Regions from separate parts of the Homo sapiens genome. Here region 1 is linked to region 2. A link is an interaction called in ENCODE POLR2A ChIA-PET data of the cell type or tissue named here. Cell type or tissue: OCI-LY7. All regions are shown on one strand. Each heading gives the region's core, and the rest is flanking DNA. Links, peaks and the distances in the headings are about the cores only.

Evidence for each region. ChIA-PET counts read pairs that join two places held together with the same protein. Peaks named below come from ENCODE experiments on the same cell type or tissue, not always from the same donor. Only the 100,000 strongest peaks of a DNase experiment are listed, where the experiment ranks them.
Region 1: POLR2A ChIA-PET joins it to region 2 with 15 read pairs; 4 of 35 experiments call an interaction of 5 or more read pairs at or near these places.

The regions. Positions count from the first base shown.
Region 1 is chr5:176,991,487-176,999,486 of GRCh38, reverse strand. The region is part of intron 1 of UIMC1 (ubiquitin interaction motif containing 1); the gene reads left to right. Among named protein-coding and RNA genes, the nearest start is that of UIMC1, 11 kb to the left of the region's middle. In OCI-LY7, for the core only: no CTCF peak of the experiment used is centred there; a DNase peak (open chromatin) is centred at 4,686; H3K4me3 peaks cover 2,708 bases; H3K27ac peaks cover 4,615 bases.
Region 2 is chr5:177,120,314-177,130,276 of GRCh38, reverse strand. No RefSeq gene overlaps it. Among named protein-coding and RNA genes, the nearest start is that of NSD1, 8.5 kb to the left of the region's middle. RefSeq lists an enhancer at 763-812. In OCI-LY7, for the core only: no CTCF peak of the experiment used is centred there; DNase peaks (open chromatin) are centred at 5,676 and 6,276; H3K4me3 peaks cover 1,404 bases; H3K27ac peaks cover 3,815 bases.

The DNA of each region.
Region 1 (8,000 bases), core at 1-8,000, 130 kb after region 2:
ATTTGATAGCACAATAGGATGACTTATAGTCAATAATAATGTAATTGTACATTTTAAAATAGTATAATTGTATTGTTTGTAACACAAGGATAAATGCTTGAGGGGATGGATACCTTATTTTGTATGATCTGACTATTACATATTGTGTACCTGTAACAAAGCATCTCATGTATCCCATAAATATATGCACCTATGTACCCACAAAAATTAAATTTAATAAAATGTATAAGACTTATATGCTAAAAACTAAAATGTATGTTAGAAAACTTAAAAATACTGCAAGATTTTTTTGAGGATTATTATTATTATTTTTTCTGAGACAGGATCTTGCTCTGTCACTCAGTCTGGAGTGACTGCAGCCTTGATCTCACGGGCACAAGTTATCTCCCACCTCAGTCTCCTGAGTAGCTGGGACTACAGGTATGCAACACCATGCCTGACTGATTTTTAATTTTTTTTTGTAGGGACGGGGTCTTGCTGTGTTGCCCAGGCTGGTCTCAAACCCCCTAGCTCAAACAGTCCTCCTGCCTTGGCCACCCAGAGTGCTGGAATTACAGGCGTGAGACACTGCACCCAGCCTGAGCATTATTTTTAAATTATAAAATGAGCGCAGACTTGTAGGAATTTTGAATAAAGGAGAAAAATACGTATACATTCACTACACTAAATTATTCCAAGGTTTGTATAATTTTTTGTTTTGTTTTGTTTTTGTTTTTTTTGAGACGGAGTTTTGCTCTTATTGCCCAGGCCAGAGTGCAATGGCATGATCTTGGCTCACCGCAACCTCCACCGCCCGGGTTCAAGCGATTCTCCTGCCTCAGCCTCCTGAGTAGCTGGGATTACAGGCATGCACCACCACGCCTGGCTAATTTTGTATTTTTAGTAGAGACAGGGTTTCTCCATGTCTGTCAGGCTGGTCTCGAACTCCTGACCTTAGGTGATCCGCCCGCCTTGGCCTCCCAAAGTGGTAGGATTACAGGCGTGAGCCACTGTACCCAGACTTTTTTTTTTTTTTTTTTTGAGACAGAGTCTTGCTCTGTCGTCCAGGCTGGAGTGCAGTGGTGGCGCAATCTCAGCTTAGTGCAACCTTTGCCTCCTGGGTTCAAGTGATTCTTGTGCCTGAGCCACTCGAGTACCTGAGATTACAGACATGTGCCACCATGCCCAGCTAATTTTTGTATTTTTAGTAGAGATGGGGTTTCACCACGTTGGCCAGGGTGGTCTCGAACTCCTGACCTCAGATGATCTGCCGAAAGTGCTGGGATTACAGGGGTGAACCACTGCAAATAAGTATTTATTGATCCCCTATCATTTGCCACAGCATTTGGTAGGTGCTGGGACTGTTTCTTCCTTGCCTTCCTTAAGGCTATAGTCCATTGAGAAAGACAGACATTTCTTTCTCGATGAAAAATCACGCAAATGAGTGTGTAATTAAAACTGTGTTAACTGATTTTGACAGGTGCATGGTACTTTGAAAATGTATAGTAGAGGTATTTGACCAATCTGGGGAGCCAAGAAAGATTTCTCTGAGAAAGTTATTCTTCTGAAGGATGAGAAGGAATTAACTAGGTGAAGGGGAATGTTGGGGAATCTTCCATTCATAAGAAGCAAGTATAGAGGCCTCATGACATTAAAGGAGTATGGCTGGGGCTTAAGAACTGTGAGAGAGCTTAGAAAGAGCAATCTGGCAGGAGGGCAGATAATACGGGACATACTTTGTAGACTATGTTAAGAGCAAAAATGTCCTAACTATAAAAATAGTGGGAAACCATTGAAATGGGTTTTTTTTTTTTTTTTTTTTTGAGACAGAGTCTCGCTCTGTTGCCCAGACTGGAGTGCAGTGGTGCAATCTCTGCTCACTGCAAGCTCCGTCTCCTGGGTTCACGGCATTCTCCTGCCTCAGCCTCCTCAGTAGCTGGGACTACAGGGGCCCGCCACCACGCCCGGCTAATTTTTTTGTAATTTTAGTAGAAACGGGGTTTCACTGTGTGAGCCAGGATGGTCTCGATCTCCTGACCTTGTGATCCGCCTGCCTCGGCCTCCCAGAGTGCGGGATTACAGGTGTGAGCCACCGTGCCCGGCCTGAAATGTTTTAAGTAGTGGAGTACTTTAAGATTTGCAGTTGAAAAGAAAACAGCTTTGGTGTGTAGAGATTGGAGGGGAACGGTGGTAAAAGTAAGGAACCCAGTTATGAGTCTGTTAAAATTGTCTACACGAGAGTTGTTGGTAGCTTGGATGGTGATAGTGGTGAAAATGAAAAGAAATGGAGAGCTTAAAGAGAGGTATAGGAGGTGAAATCAGTTGCACATAAGGATGAATTGGATATGAAAAATGAGGGAAAGAGAGTTAAAGATAACATCTTGGTTCTGTACAGGGCTGGAAGGTGTGTACTAGCTTTCAAGTCTGCCCCAACTCTTTTCTCAGGGCTCTCAAATTTGTGTGTGTGTGTGTGTGCGCACGCGTGCACATAGATCCCGCTGAGCAGGGTTATGTAGGAAGCTTGGGCCTATTGTGGTCTCTGCTGTGCATTTCAACAGCCTCTGACCATTCTGGGATATTTTGAGAGTTTATGAATCCTCCTATGGCTGTCTTATTTCATGGAGCTTCCTGATAAATCTCTGACTCATCTTCTCATTTGTTGCTTGTCTCAGGTAAGACCCAATGGCAGGCAATTGGCCACTAAGATTGGAGTAACGATACTCCACATCTCATCTGTTCCCTTCAGCTGTTGCAGTGCAGTGGTTGGTACTCATATTCTGTCCTTCCCTGGTTAAACTACTGGACTCATAGTTCAACCTGTGATTTGAACTGAGGAGTAGGGTACTGAATAGGGGAGTTGATCCTAGGTGTGAATCACAGAGACTCATGGTATTCTTACCCAAAGTTCAGTCGTTTTCATGAGTGAACATTTCTTAGTTTGTTTTATGCTTTTGGTCAGTTTCCAAGTGCTGAAATGGTTGTCTTGACTGTTTTGGGTTAGCTTTATAGTTTTCTTGAGAAGAGATTTGTCAACCTCCTTACATGGTCATGATGGTAACCACAAGTCCTTTTTTAGTTTGTTTATTGACTTAACACCACTCAGTGACTATTTTGAGTTTTCATCAAGGTATATAACTGTGTAATCACCTCCACAATCAAGATAGAGAACATTACCTCAAAAGTTACCCTCCTGCCCCTTACCAGTAATTTCTCTTCCTCTTCTGACCTGGCTCCAGGCAAATGCTGGTCTGTTTTCCTTTAACTGTTGATTAGTTTTTTTCTAGTTTCATACAGGTAGAATCATAGTTTGTAGTCTTTTAGACATTGCTTCTTTTGCTCACCATAATGTCTTTGAGATTCATCTGTGTCGTTGGATGCATCAGTAGTTTGTTCCGTTTTATTGTTGAGCAATTTTTCATTGTAGAGATAGGTCTCAATTTGTTTATTCACATGTTGATGGATATGTGGGTTATTTCCAGTTTTTGTCCCTTATGACTAAGGCTGCTATGATGAACATTCACGTCTTTATTTCTCTTGAGTAAATACCTAGGAATGAAATGGCTGGGTAATGTAGTAGATACATGCTTATTTTTTAAGAAACTCCCAAACTGTTTTCCAAAGTGGATGTACCACTTTATATTCCTTTTTTTTTTTTTTTTTTTTTGAGATGGAGTTTCACTCTTGTTGCCCAGGCTGGAGTGCAATGGCATGATCTCGGCTCACCGCAACCTCTGCCTCCCAGGTTCAAGCGATTGTCCTGCCTCAACCTCCCAAGTAGCTGGGACTACGGGCTCCTGCCACCATGCCTGGCTAATTTTTTGTGTTTGTAGTAGAGATGGGGTTTCACTGTGTTAGCCAGGATGGTCTCGATCTTTTCACCTCGTGATCCACCCGCCTTGGACTCCCAAAGTGCTAGGATTACAGGTGTGAGCCACCGTGCCTGGCCTTTTTTTTTTTTTTTTTTTTTTTTGGAGACAGAGTCTTTCTCTGTCACCCAGTCTGGAGTGCAGTGGTATGGTCTCGGCTCCTGAGTTCAAGCAATTCAATTCTCCTACCCCAGCCTCCTGAGTAACTGGAATTACAGGTGCATGTCACCACACCCAGCTAATTTTTGCATTTTTAGTAAAGACGGGGTTTCACTGTGTTGGCCAGGCTGGTCTCAAATCCTTGTCCTCAAGCAATCTGCCTATCTCGACCTCCCAAAGTGCTGGGATTACAAGTGTGAGCCACCATGCCCAGCCCACAAGTTGTCATTTCATCTGTTGATGGAATCTGGGTTGTCTTTGGTGTTTGACATTATGGAAAGAGCTGCTATGAACATACATATACAAGTTTTTGGGTGGTAATGTTTTCATTTCTACTGAGTAATTAATAGTAGTGGAATTGAAGCAAAGTTAAAAAGAGAAAAACAAGTTTTCCTGTACTTGGCTGACTCACTCCAAGGCCAGCAATAGGCAGGGCCCTGGCAGAGCCTTGATAACACTATCTGAAAAGCCAGAGCCCAAAGGAATGAGCTCCAGATACTCTCCCAGCACACTGCCCCCCACACCCCGCCCCAGAGTGAGGATAAGAAAAGAAAACAAATTCCTTTCTCATAACTATTTCTACAAATACCTGTGTTTCACAAGTTTTGTAAGTTCCTGTTTTCCCTACTGTGCAGCTGCATGATCACAAGCTATGCCTGCGTTGCGAGACCTGTCGCAATTTAATTAACTGCCTTTGTTCTGCTTCTGTAAGCCTGCTTGCCTGCCCCATGAGTTTCGCACTGTCACATTCCCACCGCACCATTCAAACTAGCCAACTCCCTTTCAGAAGTGTGTATAAAAGTCAAGCCCTGTCTTTGTTGAGGGCTCAGCCTTTGGATGTTAATCTGCTGGGCTGGTGGCCACCTAAAGAAAATCCTCCTGTTCCACGCATTGGTCTCTCCAGTCTCCAGATTCCTGCAACAGAATGACTGGCTTACATGACAGTTATACTTTTTTTTTTTTTTTTTTTTTAAAGAAACTGCCAGTTTTCCAAAGTGGTTATGCCATTTTACATTCCCATTAGCAGTATATGAGAGGTTCATTATATTCTGCATTCCTGCCCACATTTGTATTGTCACTATTTTCAATTTTAGCCATTCTAATGGATATACAGTGTTAGGCCATTGTAAATTTAATTTGTAATTTCTTGATGAATAATGATATTGAATATCTGTTTGTTTTTCCTTATTGGCCTTTAGTATATCTGCTTTTGTGAAGTTTGTTAATATCGCTTGCTTCTTTTAAATATTGGTTTGTCTTTTTTTATTTTTTCTTTTGAGATAGGGTCTCAGTGTGTTGTTCAGGCTGGAGTGTAATTTTTGGAATCCACCTAGAGATGTAAAGTGACATAGCCAGCCTCCCAGTGTTTATGTGTTTAATAAGCATGTTTATGCTGCATTACCCAAGTGTTTTTTACTATTTCATCCTTTTCACACTTTGATTTTTGTATACTTTCTTCTTTTTTTTTTTTTTTGAGATAGAGTTTCACTCTTGTTACCCAGGCTGGACTGCAGTGGTGTGATCTTGGCTCACTGCAACCTCTGCTTCCTGAGTGCAAGCAGTTCTCCTGCCTCAGCCTCCCAAGTAGCTGGGACTACAAGTGCCTGCCACCATTCCCAGCTAATTTTTGTATTTTTAGTAGAGACGGGGTTTCACCATGTTGACCAGGCTGGTCTCAAACTCCTGACCTCAGGTGATCCTCCTGCCTCAGCCTCCCAATGTGGTGGGATTACAGGCGTGAGCCACCGCGCCTGGCAGATTTTTGTATGTTTTCCAGTACACAAAATACATACATTAGTATTCATATAGTTAAAAAAGTAAATATACATATGTTGTGGTTGTGCCTTACAAATTATCAGTAGAGATACTTTATAATTATTAGACTTTAAGTCTTTAAGTTCTGGGGTACATGTGCAGAACGTACAGGTTTTTTATATAGGTATATTCGTGCCATGATGATTAGATATATTTTTAAAAGGTAAGAAAATATTTGTGCCTGGGCATGGAGGCTCACATCTGTAATCCCAGCACTTTGGGAGACCTGGGTGGGAGGATCACTTGAGCCCAGGAGTTCGAGACCAGTCTGGGCAATGTAGTGAGACCTTGTCTCTACAAAAAATAAAAAGTAAATTAGCTGGGTGTGGTGGCACATGCCTGTGGTCCTAGCTACTTGGGAGGTTGAGATGGAAGAATTGCTTGAGTCTAGGAGGTTGAGATTGTGGTGAGCCGTGTTGGCCTCATAAAGTGCTGGGATTACAGCATGAGCCACTGCACCCGGCCAAGAATTTTTTTTTTTTTTTTTGAGATGGAGTCTTGCTCTGTTGCCCAGGCTGGAGTGCAGTGGCACAGTCTTGGCTCAACCCCTGTCTCTGGGGTTCAAATGATTCTCATGCCTCAGCCTCCCCAGTAGCTGGGATTATAGGTGCACACCACCATGCCCAGCTGATTTTTGTATTTTTAGTAGAGATGGGGTTTCGCCATGTTGGCCATGCTGGTCTCCAACTCCTGATCTCAGGTGATCCACCTGCCTCAGCCTCCCAAAGTGCTGGGATTACAGGCGTGAGCCAACATTTCTGGCCCAATAATTGTTTGTATATTCTGGATACAAGTCTTTTGCAAGATAAATGTATTGCACATATTTTCTTCCATTCTATGGTGGCTTTTTGTTTTCTTTTTTGATACGGGGTCTTACTCTGTTGCCTAGGCTGGAGTGCAGTAGCATGACCACATCTCATTGCAGCTTTGACCTCCCTGGTTCAGGTGATTCTTCCACTTCAGCCTTCTGAGTAGCTGGAACTACAGGTGTGTGCCACCATACCCAGCTAATTAAAAAAAATTTTTTTTTTTTTATAGAGACAAGGCCTTGCTATTTTGCCCAGATTGTCATTCTGTGGCTTCTTAATGGTCTTTTTTTAAAGAGCAGAAGTTTTAAATTTCAATAAAGTCAAATTTATCAATTTAAAAAATTTCTTTATGTCCTAAGAAAGCTTTATTTACTTAGTCACCTTTTTTTTTTTTTAAACTGAGACAGGGTCTCACTATGTTGCTGAGGCTCGTCTTGAACGCTTGAGTTCTAGTGATCCTTCTGCCTTGGCTCCCCAAAGTGCTGGGATTACAGGCATGTGCCACTATTCCTGGCCAAATCTTGATAGTTCTACACTCTTTTGGGTCTTTCGCTCCTTTGAGAATTCAATAAAAAATATAAAAATTTTTCCAAGGAAGATACAGAAAAAACCAATTTTACACACAATTTTAGTTAATCCCCTGAAGCCAATCTATAGATTCTTTAAGGGCTTTTGGATTGACAGGTTAAGAACTCTTGGCTGGCAGTTCTCTAAGTATTAATCTATCTCTTCTTTTGAGATGAGGTCTCACTCTGTTGCCCAGGCTAGAGTGCAGTGGCGCCATCATGGCTCAATGCAGCCTCCACCTCCCTAGGCTCAGGTGATCATGCCACTTTAGCCTCTCAAGTAGCTGGGACTATAGGTGTGCACCACCACACCTGGCTAATTTTTAAAATTTTTTTGTAGAGGTGGGGTCTTTCTTTTTTTGAAACGGAGTCTCGCTCTGTCTCACAGGCTGGAGTGCAGTGACACAATCTCGGCTCACTGCAAGCTCTGCCTCCCAGGTTCACGCCATTCTCCTGCCTCAGCCTCCCGAGTAGATGGGACTACAGTTGCCTGCCACCACGCCCGGCGAATTTTTTGTATTTTTAGTAGACTTGGGGTTTCACCGTGTTAGCCAGGATGGTTTCGATCTCCTGACCTCGTGATCTGCCCGCCTCGGCCTCTCAAAGTGCTGAGATTACAGGTGTGAGCCACCGCGCCTGGCCTTTTTTTTTTTTTTTTTTTTGAGACGGAGTTTCACTCTTGTTGCCCAGGCTTGAATGCAATAGTGCCACCATGCCTGGCTAATTTTGTATTTTTAGTAGAGATGGGATTTCTCCATGTTGGTCAGGCTGGTCTTGAGCTCCCGACCTCAGGTGATCGAGAGGCA
Region 2 (9,963 bases), core at 1-8,000:
ATCCTTAGGACTGAGATAAGAATCAGTAAACACTTGCTGGGTCTGTACTAGTGTACTGGACACTGTCCTGGGCACTTCACATACAGTCGTTCCTATGACCCTTCACCAGCCCTACGAAGAATTGAGGTCCAAGAGACTAAGCCCTCATGCAAGGTGTCAGCACCTTAACTCTCACCTGGTATGATGGGCCTCACGTGCTTGCTCTCAGCCTGTCCACCCTACACATACTGCCTGTGAAAAGCCCAGCATGGTGCTTACACACAGGTGCCCAGAAATTTGAATGACAGGCAGAGGGACTCTACCTTGGGCTGAGTTTCCTCATCTGTAAATCTTGGTTACTGATAATTCCTACCCTGGTGAGATATAATAGATACCTGTTGGGACATTTGGCCAATGTACAGTGATCTCTTTTTTCTTAGAACCACCCCTTTTCATTCATTAATTCCATAAATATTTTGGGGCTCCCCGTCACAGCCTTGTGGAAAAAGCAGACAGGTAATAACAAGGCAGAGAACTGAGTACTGAGAGAGAAGCCAAGGGTGCTGGAGAAGCTGAGAATGCCCTTGAAACTAACTCAGGGGTATCCTTGAGGAAGCAACATCCAGAGAGAGTCCTGGAGGATATTCAGGAATAGCCAGGCAAGAAGGGGAAGAGGCAGAGATTCCAGCAGAGTCCAGAGAAACACCAGGCTTCAGAGGAACTGACCACAACAAGCATGTCTAGTGTATGTGCCGGGGCAGAGGTAATGAGTGCAGAAAGAGGCTCAACCAAGGATGGGGCAGACACAGAGCCTCACCCTTCAGGGCTTGGTTGGTTAAGTTAAAGAGTTGAAGCTTTATCTGGAAGGCAGTAAGCAGCCATGGAAGGTGAGGGAGGAGGATAATGACGTGATGGCATCTGAGCAGTAGAAAGCTCACTCTTCTGTGTCCAGAAGACACTGGTTCCTCCCCTAGAAACACAACTCCAGCAAGGGCTCTGCCTGTTGTTACAATAACAGTTGTAGCTTATCCTCCTCTGTTCCAGCTACCCTGCAGGATACTCATTTACTCCTCTGAGATGGGTATTATTGTTATCCCCATCTTCTAGAAAGGAAGCATGACTTGCCCAGAGACAAACTCCCATCCTAGTTCCAGCTCCTTGTTCCCACTGAACAGGAACAGCATCTGCCTTCTGACTAAACAGTTAGGTCTTGGGAGAGGCATGGAGGCCTTTGGTAATTAATCCTGAACATAGCTGGTGAACACCAGGACCATGCCTTCTGATGGGTCTAGGAGCTGTTTCCTTCCTCTCCCCACCCACGGATTTCCCCAAAATTGAATCAGTTTTCAACTTAAGATCAAGGAAGGCCTGACCACATCTGAGACCAGGCAGCCCTCCAGCAGTCTCCTTCCTGCCCCAAATACCAGGTCCTGTCGCTAACCTGAGCCTGTACGCCCAGCCCCAGCCCGAAGGACTCAAGCATCCACCTTTAAGTTTTCTTCTTCTTAAACCTCCTTCTGAAGCTTGGTATGGTGGCCACTAATCCCTGCCCTCCTGCTCTCACTTCCCCCAACTGCCCAGTGCCAGGACAAGCCACATCCTGTCCAGCCTATGCTCATGCCAGTCACTCTGCCTTTTCCCCTGGGCAGACTCCATTCATCCTGTTTAGAAGACTCCTCCTCCTGGTAGTCTTCCCACCCCTACAGGCAGCCATTTTCCCTGAGTCCTGGTAGTAACTAATGGCTTCTAAATCTGGTCTCATCCAGTTGGACAGTCACTTCCAACAAGACTAAGGACATATACTCTCTGACCTCCAGTGAACAAGCCCAGACCGTGAAGCTCAGAGTGAGTGCTCCAGAAACATTTCATGATGCCTGATCTATCCCCTCCTCTCCTCTCCAAGCCTGTGTCTCCATCAGACAGAATTGTGGTTTCAATAACGGACCAAATGAGTTGTACAAAACTCAGATCCTCCCAAAAAGGATTCAAGATGTTTGAGGAACAAACAGCCTTTGGTGCCAGACAATGCTTTACAAAGCATAAGAGGCCAGGTACAGTGGTGCACGCCTTTAGTCCCAGCACTTTGGAAGGCTGAGGCAGACGGATCGCTTGAGCCCAGGAGTTCAAGACCAGCCTGGGCAATATGGCTAAACCTTGTCTCTACAAAAAATACAAAAAGTAGGCCAGGCGCTGTGGCTCACATCTGTAATCCCAGCACTTTGGGAGGCCAAGGCAGGTGGGTCACATGAGGTCAGGAGTTTGAGACCAGCCTGACCAATGTGGTGAAACCCCGTCTCTACTAAAAATACAAAATTAGCCGGATGTGGTGGCACACACCTGTAATCCCAGCTATTCGGGGGGCTGAGGCAGGAGAATCGCTTGAACCCAAGAGGCTGAGGTTGCAGTGAGCTGAGATCGCGCCATTTCACTCCACCCTGGTCCACAAGGCGAAACTCCATTTAAAAAAACAAACAAACAAACAAACAAATTATCCTGGCATGGTGGTGTATGATTCGCACCCATAGTCCCAGCTACTTGGCAGGCTGAGGTGGGAGGATCGCTTGAGCCCAGGATGTGGAGGCTGCAGTGAGCCATGTTCATGCCATTGCACTTCAGCCTGGGTGACAGAGTGAGACTCTGGCTCCAATAAATAAATAAATAAAAGTATAAGAGACCTTATGACCAGGCTCAGTGGCTCATGCCTGTAATCCCAGCACTTTGGGAGGCCGAGGAGGGCGGATCACAAGGTCAGGGGTTCGAGAACAGCCTGGCCAACATGGTGAAACCCCGTCTCTACTAAAGATACAAAGGATTAGCTGGGCGTGGTGGCACGTGCCTGTAATCCCAGCTACAAGGGAGGCTGAGGCAGGAGAATCGCTTGAACCTGGCAGGTGGAAGTTGCAGTAAGCTGAGATCCCGCCATTGCACTCCAGCCTGGGCTACAGGGCGAGACTCCGTCTCAAAAACAAAAAGAGCTTACGTGACCTGGAGTCAGATGGATACAAATTCAAACTGCAGCAGGGCCATTTACCAGGAATGTCATTTTCGCTCTTTGAGCCTCACCAAATGGGATAGCTATGAAGATAAAATATTCAAAGTACGTATAACCTGGCCCTGGGCCCAGCACAAAGCAACTGCCCACTGGGCACCTCCTTCAGGATGCCCCCAGGTTCCTCAACCCAATTATCTGTCTTCTCTCTCCCACCCCAATCCTGCTCCTTCTCTAGGCATCTGATTTTGTTGGATGCACCCCCAGCTTCATATCAAGCCAAGCACTTCTGAACCTACTGATTCAAAACGGAGGAAGAGAAAGTGAGAGAATGCTGGGTTCTGGCAGTGCTTGGATCAGGGAGTGGAAGGAGGAGTATGGGGAAAGGGGGAGGTCTCCAGCCAGTGGCCAGAAAGGTGGCTGCACCTCCTCCTGGGTGAGGATTAGGGTTTATAGCTCACCCACCCACACCTACCCCTTGTTGCCCCTCAAAGAGAAGATATCCTATTTTACAGATGAAAACAAAGGCTGAAAAGCAGCTCATGAAATCACTGCTCTTGCTAGTGGAGGAATGACAAAGAGTTTGTACCCAGTAGTTGCTCAATAAATACTAAAAGGGCTGGGCGTGGTGGCTGAAGCCTATAATCCCAGCACTTTGGGATGCCGAGGTGGGTGGATCACTGGAGGGCAGGAGTTGAAGACCAGACTGGGCAACGAAACCTCATCTCTACAAAAAATTAGCTGGGCGTTGGCCGGACACGGTGGCTCACGCCTGTAATCCCAGCACTTTGGGAGGCCAAAGCGGGCAGATCACAAGGTCAGGAGATCAAGACCATCCCGGCTAACACGGTGAAACCCTGTCTCTACTAAAAATACAAAAATTAGCTGGGCGTGGTGGCGGGCACCTGTAGTCCCAGCTACTCGGGAGGCTGAGACAGAAGAATCGCTTGAACCCGGGAGGCGGAGGTTGCAGTGAGCTGAGATCGCGCCACTGCACTCCAGCCTGGGTGACATAGTAAGGCTCTGTCTCAAAAAAAAAAAAAAAAACCCAGAGGCCAGGTCTGGTGGCTCACGCCTGTAATCCCAGCACTTTGGGAGGCCGAGGTGGGCAGATCACTTGAGGTCAGGAGTTTGAAACCAGCCTGGCCAATATGGCGAAATCCCCTCTCTACTAAAACTACAAAAATTAGCTGAGCGTGGTGGTGCACGCCTGTAATCCCAGCTACTTGGCAGGCTTAGGTAGGAGAATCTCTTGAAGCCGGGAGGCAGAGGTTGCAGTGACCCAAGACCACATCAGTGCACTCCAGCCTGGGTGACAGAGCGAGATTCTGTCTCAAAAAAAAAAAAAAAAAACCCTCCAGAGCTGTAGATTCAGCTAGCTTGATTTATAGAAAATGTGTCTGAAATGGCAAAGGCAGAACCCATCATCAAATCCCTCAGCCAGGCTGGGTGCAGTGGCTCACACCTGTAATCCCAGCACTTTAGGAGGCCTAGGTGGGTGGATCACGAAAGGTCAGGAGTTTGAGACCAGCCTGACCAACATGGTGAAACCCCATCTCCACTAAAAATACAAAAATTAGCCAGCCATAGTGGTGCACACCTGTAATCCCAGCTACTTGGGACGCTAAGGCATGAAAATTGCTTGAACCCGGGAGTCTGAGGTTGCAGTGAGCCAGGATCACACCACTGCACTCCAGCCTGGGCAACAGAGCGAGACTTTGCGTCAAAAAAAAAAAAAAAAAAAAAAAGGCCTTCAGCCAACTCAGATTGACTTTCAGTCAGAAAAGATCTGACTTTGTTTCTCATGAAAACCAGTGTTAGGCTGGATGTGGTGGCTCACGTCTGTAATCCCAGCACTTTGAGAGGCTGAGGTGGGTGGATTACCTGAGGTCAGGAGTTCAAGACCAGCCTGGCCAACATGGTGAAACCCTATCTCTACTAAAAATACAAAAAATTAGCCCAGCATGGTGGCAGGCACCTGTAATCCCAGCTACTTGGAAGGGTAAGGCAGAAGAATTGCTTGAACCCAGGAGGCAGAGGTTGCAGTGAGCTGAGATCACATATTGCACTCCAGCCTGGGTAACAGGAGCGAAACTCCGTCTCGGAAAAAAAAAAAAAGAAAGAAGTAAACCAGTGTTCCAGTGTTAGTATGCATCCCTGTGACAGCCATCCCCTGCTGGATTCTAATTCTAGAACAGACAGACAAGATCAGAGCGTAGCCCGAGTTTGTTGGGTAAGGCCTGGGAAACTCTGCAGGCTCCCCAGCACCCAGTCTCTGAGGCACCCCGCCCCCCACCCCCGCTGACTCCGAAGGAGATTCACTTGGGTGAGATATGGCTTTTCCCTCCTTAGTGAGAAACTGGGAGAAAGAAGACCGAAGAGATGTGATTTCTCAGGCCCACCGAGGACAAATGGAAGGTGCAGTCTGGGAACTTGTTCTTCTAACTCCAGCCATACTCAGAACAATCTGGAAAATCTTCATATCTCTCAGGCAAAAACTTTAAGCAAAAACCGAGATTGGAAAACAGGGCTTTGTAGAACAAAGAGAGCAGCTGTGAGTGGGGGATAGCGGGACAGGGCTTTTTCCAGAGATATAGTTGGCCTCTCTATCACAGGGCCTGGGTTTGCTGTTCCCTCTGCCACCCCATGACTCCTCCTGTCAATCAGCTGGAGTCCCTCCTCAAACAGGTATTCTTTGGCCCCTCCCCTGGCTCTAGGAGCTCCTATCAGGTCCCAAGTCACTCTAGCACATCTTCCTGTTGAATTGCCTTAGAGCTATTACCACTCTCTGAAATTACCTGATGTCTTTCCTATTTATTTCTTTATTTTCTTTTTGTTGAGATATAATTATCATACCATAAAATTCACAAAGAGTACAATCCAGTGGTTTTGGTTTTTGGTGTTTTTTTGAGACAGGGTCTCACTCTGTCACCCAAGCTGACGTGCAGTGGCGCGATCTTGGCTCACTGCAACTTCCGTCTCCCAGGCTCAGATGATCCTCCCACCTCAGCTTCCTGAGTAGCTGGGACTACAGGCACACGCCACCACTCCCGGCTAATTTTTGTATTTTGTACTTATTGGCCATTTATAATCTTCTTTGGAGAAATATCTATTTAGATCCTTTGCCCATTTTTTAAAAATTGGGTAATTTGTCTTTATTGTTCTGTTTTGTTTTGTTTCAGAGTCTCGCTCTGTCGCTCAGGCTGGAGTGCAGTATCATGATCTCGGCTCACTGCAACTTCTCCTGCCTCAGCCTCCTGAGCAGCTGGGATTACAGGTGCTCATCACGCCCGGCTAATTTTTGTATTTTTAGCAGAGGCGGGGTTTCACCATGTTGGCCAGGTTGGTCTCGAACTCCTGACCTCATCATGTGATCCATCTGCCTCAGCCTCCCACAGTGCTGGGACTACAGGTGTGAGCCACTGCACCCGGCCGTCTTTATTGTTCAGTTGTCAGAATTCTTCATGTATTCTGGATATGTCCTTTATCAGATATGAAATTTACAAATATTTTATCCCATTCTGTGGGTTGTCTTTTCATTTTCTTGACAGTGTCATTTTAAACACAAAAATTTTAAATTCTGATCAGGTCTAGTTTTCTTGGTTTTTCTTTACTTTTTTTAAATTTTTTTTAAGATAGGCTCTCACTTTGTTCTGTCACCCAGGCTGGAGTGCAGTGACACGATCTGGGGTCACTGTATCCCTGATCTCCAAGGCTCAAGTGATCCCCTCCACCTCATCCTCCCTAGTATTTGAATTACAGATGTGTGCCACCATGCCTGGCTAAGTTTTATATTTTTTTGTAGAGACAAGGTTTCACCATGTTCCCCAGGCTGATCTCAAACTCCTGGGCTCAAGCAATCCACCTGCCTTGGCCTCCCAAAGTGCTAGCACTATAGGTGTGAGCCACCTATTTTTTCTTTGTTGCTTGTGCTTTTGGTATCATATCTAAGAAACTACTGACCAAAACTTAATCATGAAGATTTACCCTTATGTGTTTTGCCAAGAGGTTTACAATTTTAGTCCTTATATTTAAGACTTTGATCCATTTTGAATTAATTTATGGTGTGAGGGAGGGGTTCAACTTCATTCTTTTGCATGTGGATATCCACTTGTACTAACACCATTTGTTGAAAGGACTATTCTTTCTCCATTTGAATGGTCTTGGCACTCATGACCACAAAAGCACAGGTTTATTTTTGGATTCTCACTCCTACTCCATTGATCTATAGACCCATCTTTATGCCAATACTACACAGCCTTGATTGCTTGATTTTTGTTCTTGTTATTATTCATACTCGTGTCTTTCTGGTTGTCTATAATGGAAACACCAAGAGGTGAGGACTCCTTCACTGGTCTGTTCCCAATGCGTAGAGCAAGACATGGTGCAGAGTAGATGCTCAATAAATATTTGTGAATTGAATGAACAAATTATTGAATGAGTACAGTCCTGTTGGGAAGAGGCCAATTGAGAGGGGAAGGTTGAAGGTACAAGACCAAGAGACGACTGAGGCAAAGAAGGTGCGGGGTGTGTGGGTGGGATCACAGGTGAAGGCATGGGCCATGGACCAGAGGACGAATGCCTCAACCTCTGATACTGGAGGGAAAGGCAAACTGGGGCCTCAGCTGTGTTTTATGTGGGAAGGTAAGGAAATTGAAGGAAGTCCCAGCCAGTGCCTCTGTTTTCTTGGAGAGGTGAGAAGTGAGATCATTAGCTGAGGTAGAAGAGAGGGGCGGTAGGCTCAAGGAAGCTGAGGACGACTGAATAACCTTGGGGCTCCAGCCCAGATCACTCCAGTCACAGGTGGAGGGTGCCCACTGGTTAGGCCCAACCATGGGCTGAAGTTGGGGGTGGTACCAGAGGCGGGGTCAAGGCAGGTTCTGGGGAGGAGGGGTACCAGATGAAAAATGGAGCTGGGGCAAAGGTAGGAAATATGTTCAGTTTTTCAGTTTTTCCTTTTTTGAAACAGAGTTTCTATTGCCCAGGCTGGAGTGCAATGGCGTGACCTCAGCTCACTGCAATCTCTGCCTCCCAGGTTCAAGCGATCCTCCTGCCTCAGCCTCTGAAGTAGGTGGGATTACAGGCGTGTGCCACCACGCCCCACTAATTGTTCAACTGTTCAGTTTTGTTTTTTTTTTTTTTTTTTGAGATGGAGTCTCGCTCTGCTACCAGGCTGGAGTGCAGTGGTGCTATCTTGTCTCACTGTAACCTCCACCTCCCAGGTTCAAGTGATTCTCTTGCCTCAGCCTCCCAAGCAGCTGGGATTACAGGCCTTCACCACCATGCCCAGCTAATTTTTGTATTTTTAGTAGAGACGGGGTTTCAGCATGTTGGCCAGGATGGTCTTGATCTCTTGACCTTGTGATCCTGATCCGCCCACCTCGGCCTCCCAAAGTGCTGGGATTACAGGCGTGAGCCACCACGCCTGGCCTGTTCAGTTTTTTTTTACAGATGTACTTTTTTTTTTTGAGACAGAGTCTCACTCTGTCACTCAGGCTGGAGTGCAGTGGCGCGACCTCGGCTCACTGCAACCTCCGCCTCCCAGGTTCAAGCGATTCTCATGTCTCAGCCTCCCGAGTAGCTGGGATTACAGGTGTGTGCCACCACACCCGGCTAATTTTTGTATTTTTAGCAGAAGTGGAGATTCACCATGTTGGCCAGGCTGCTCTCGAACTCCTGACCTCAAGTGATCCACCCACCTTGGCCTCCCACCACGCCTGGCGATATCTTAAACACATACAGAAAAGGCCAGGCGTGGTGGCTCACGCCTGTAATCCCAACACTTTGGGAGGCCCAAGTGGGTGGATTGCCTAAGGCCAGGAATTCGAGACTAGCCTGGCCAACATGACGAATCCCCATCTCTAATAAAAATACAAAAACTAGCCAAGCTTGGTGGCTAACGCCTGTAATCCCAGCACTTTGGTAGGCCAAGGCAGGAGGATAACCTGAGGTCGGGAGTTCAAGACCAGCCTGGCCAACATGGTGAAATCTTGTCTGTACTAAAAATACAGAAATTAGCTGGGTGCGGTGGTCTGTGCCTGTAATTTGAACTCCTGGGGAGGCTGAGGCAGGAGGATGGCTTCAACCCGGGAGGTGGAGGTTGCAGTGAGCCGAGATTGTACCACTGCATTCCAGCCTGGGCGACAGAGCAAAACTCCATCCCAAAAAACAAATGAAGAAACAAAAATTAGCCAGGTGTGGTGGCATGCACCTGTAATCCCACCTACTTGGGAGGCTGAGGCAGGAGAACTGCTTGAACCCGGGGAGGTGGAGGTTGCAGTGAGCCGAGATCAGGTCACTGCCCTCCAGCCTGGGCGATAGATCAAGACTTTGTCTTAAAAAAAAAAAAAAAAGACAAAAACAGAAAAGTAAAAAAGAAAAATAATGGCTGGGTGCAGTGGCTCACGCCTGTAATCCCAGCACTTTGGGAGGCCTAAGTGGGCGGATCATCTGAGGTTGGGAGTTCGCGACCAGCCTGACCAACATAGAGAAATCCCGTCTCTACTAAAAATACAAAATTAGCTGGGCATGGTGGCGCATGCCTGTAATCCCAGCTACTCGGGAGACTGAGGCAGGAGAATTGCTTGAACCCTGAAGGCTGAGGTTGCCGTAAACCGAGATTGCGCCATTGCACTCCAGCCTGGGCAACAAGAGCGATACTCCATCTCAAAAAAAAAAAAAAAAAAGAAAAAGAAAACAAAAAAGACCTGGACTCAATATGCGTTAACATTTTGCATATTTGCTTGGTAGACTTTTTTCGAAGGCATTTCAAATTGAGTTGCAGAAATCCTAATACTTCTCACCTACAACACTTAGTAAACTTCTCCAAAAAGGAGAACAGTTTTCTACATAACCACAATACCACCTAACAATAATTTGCTTCAGTCTAATGCCTTTTCCATATTCAAATTTCCCTAAAATGTCTTTGGTAGATGGATCATACACTGGTCCTTGTATCTCTTTTTTTTTTTTTTTTTGAGATGGAATTTTGCTCT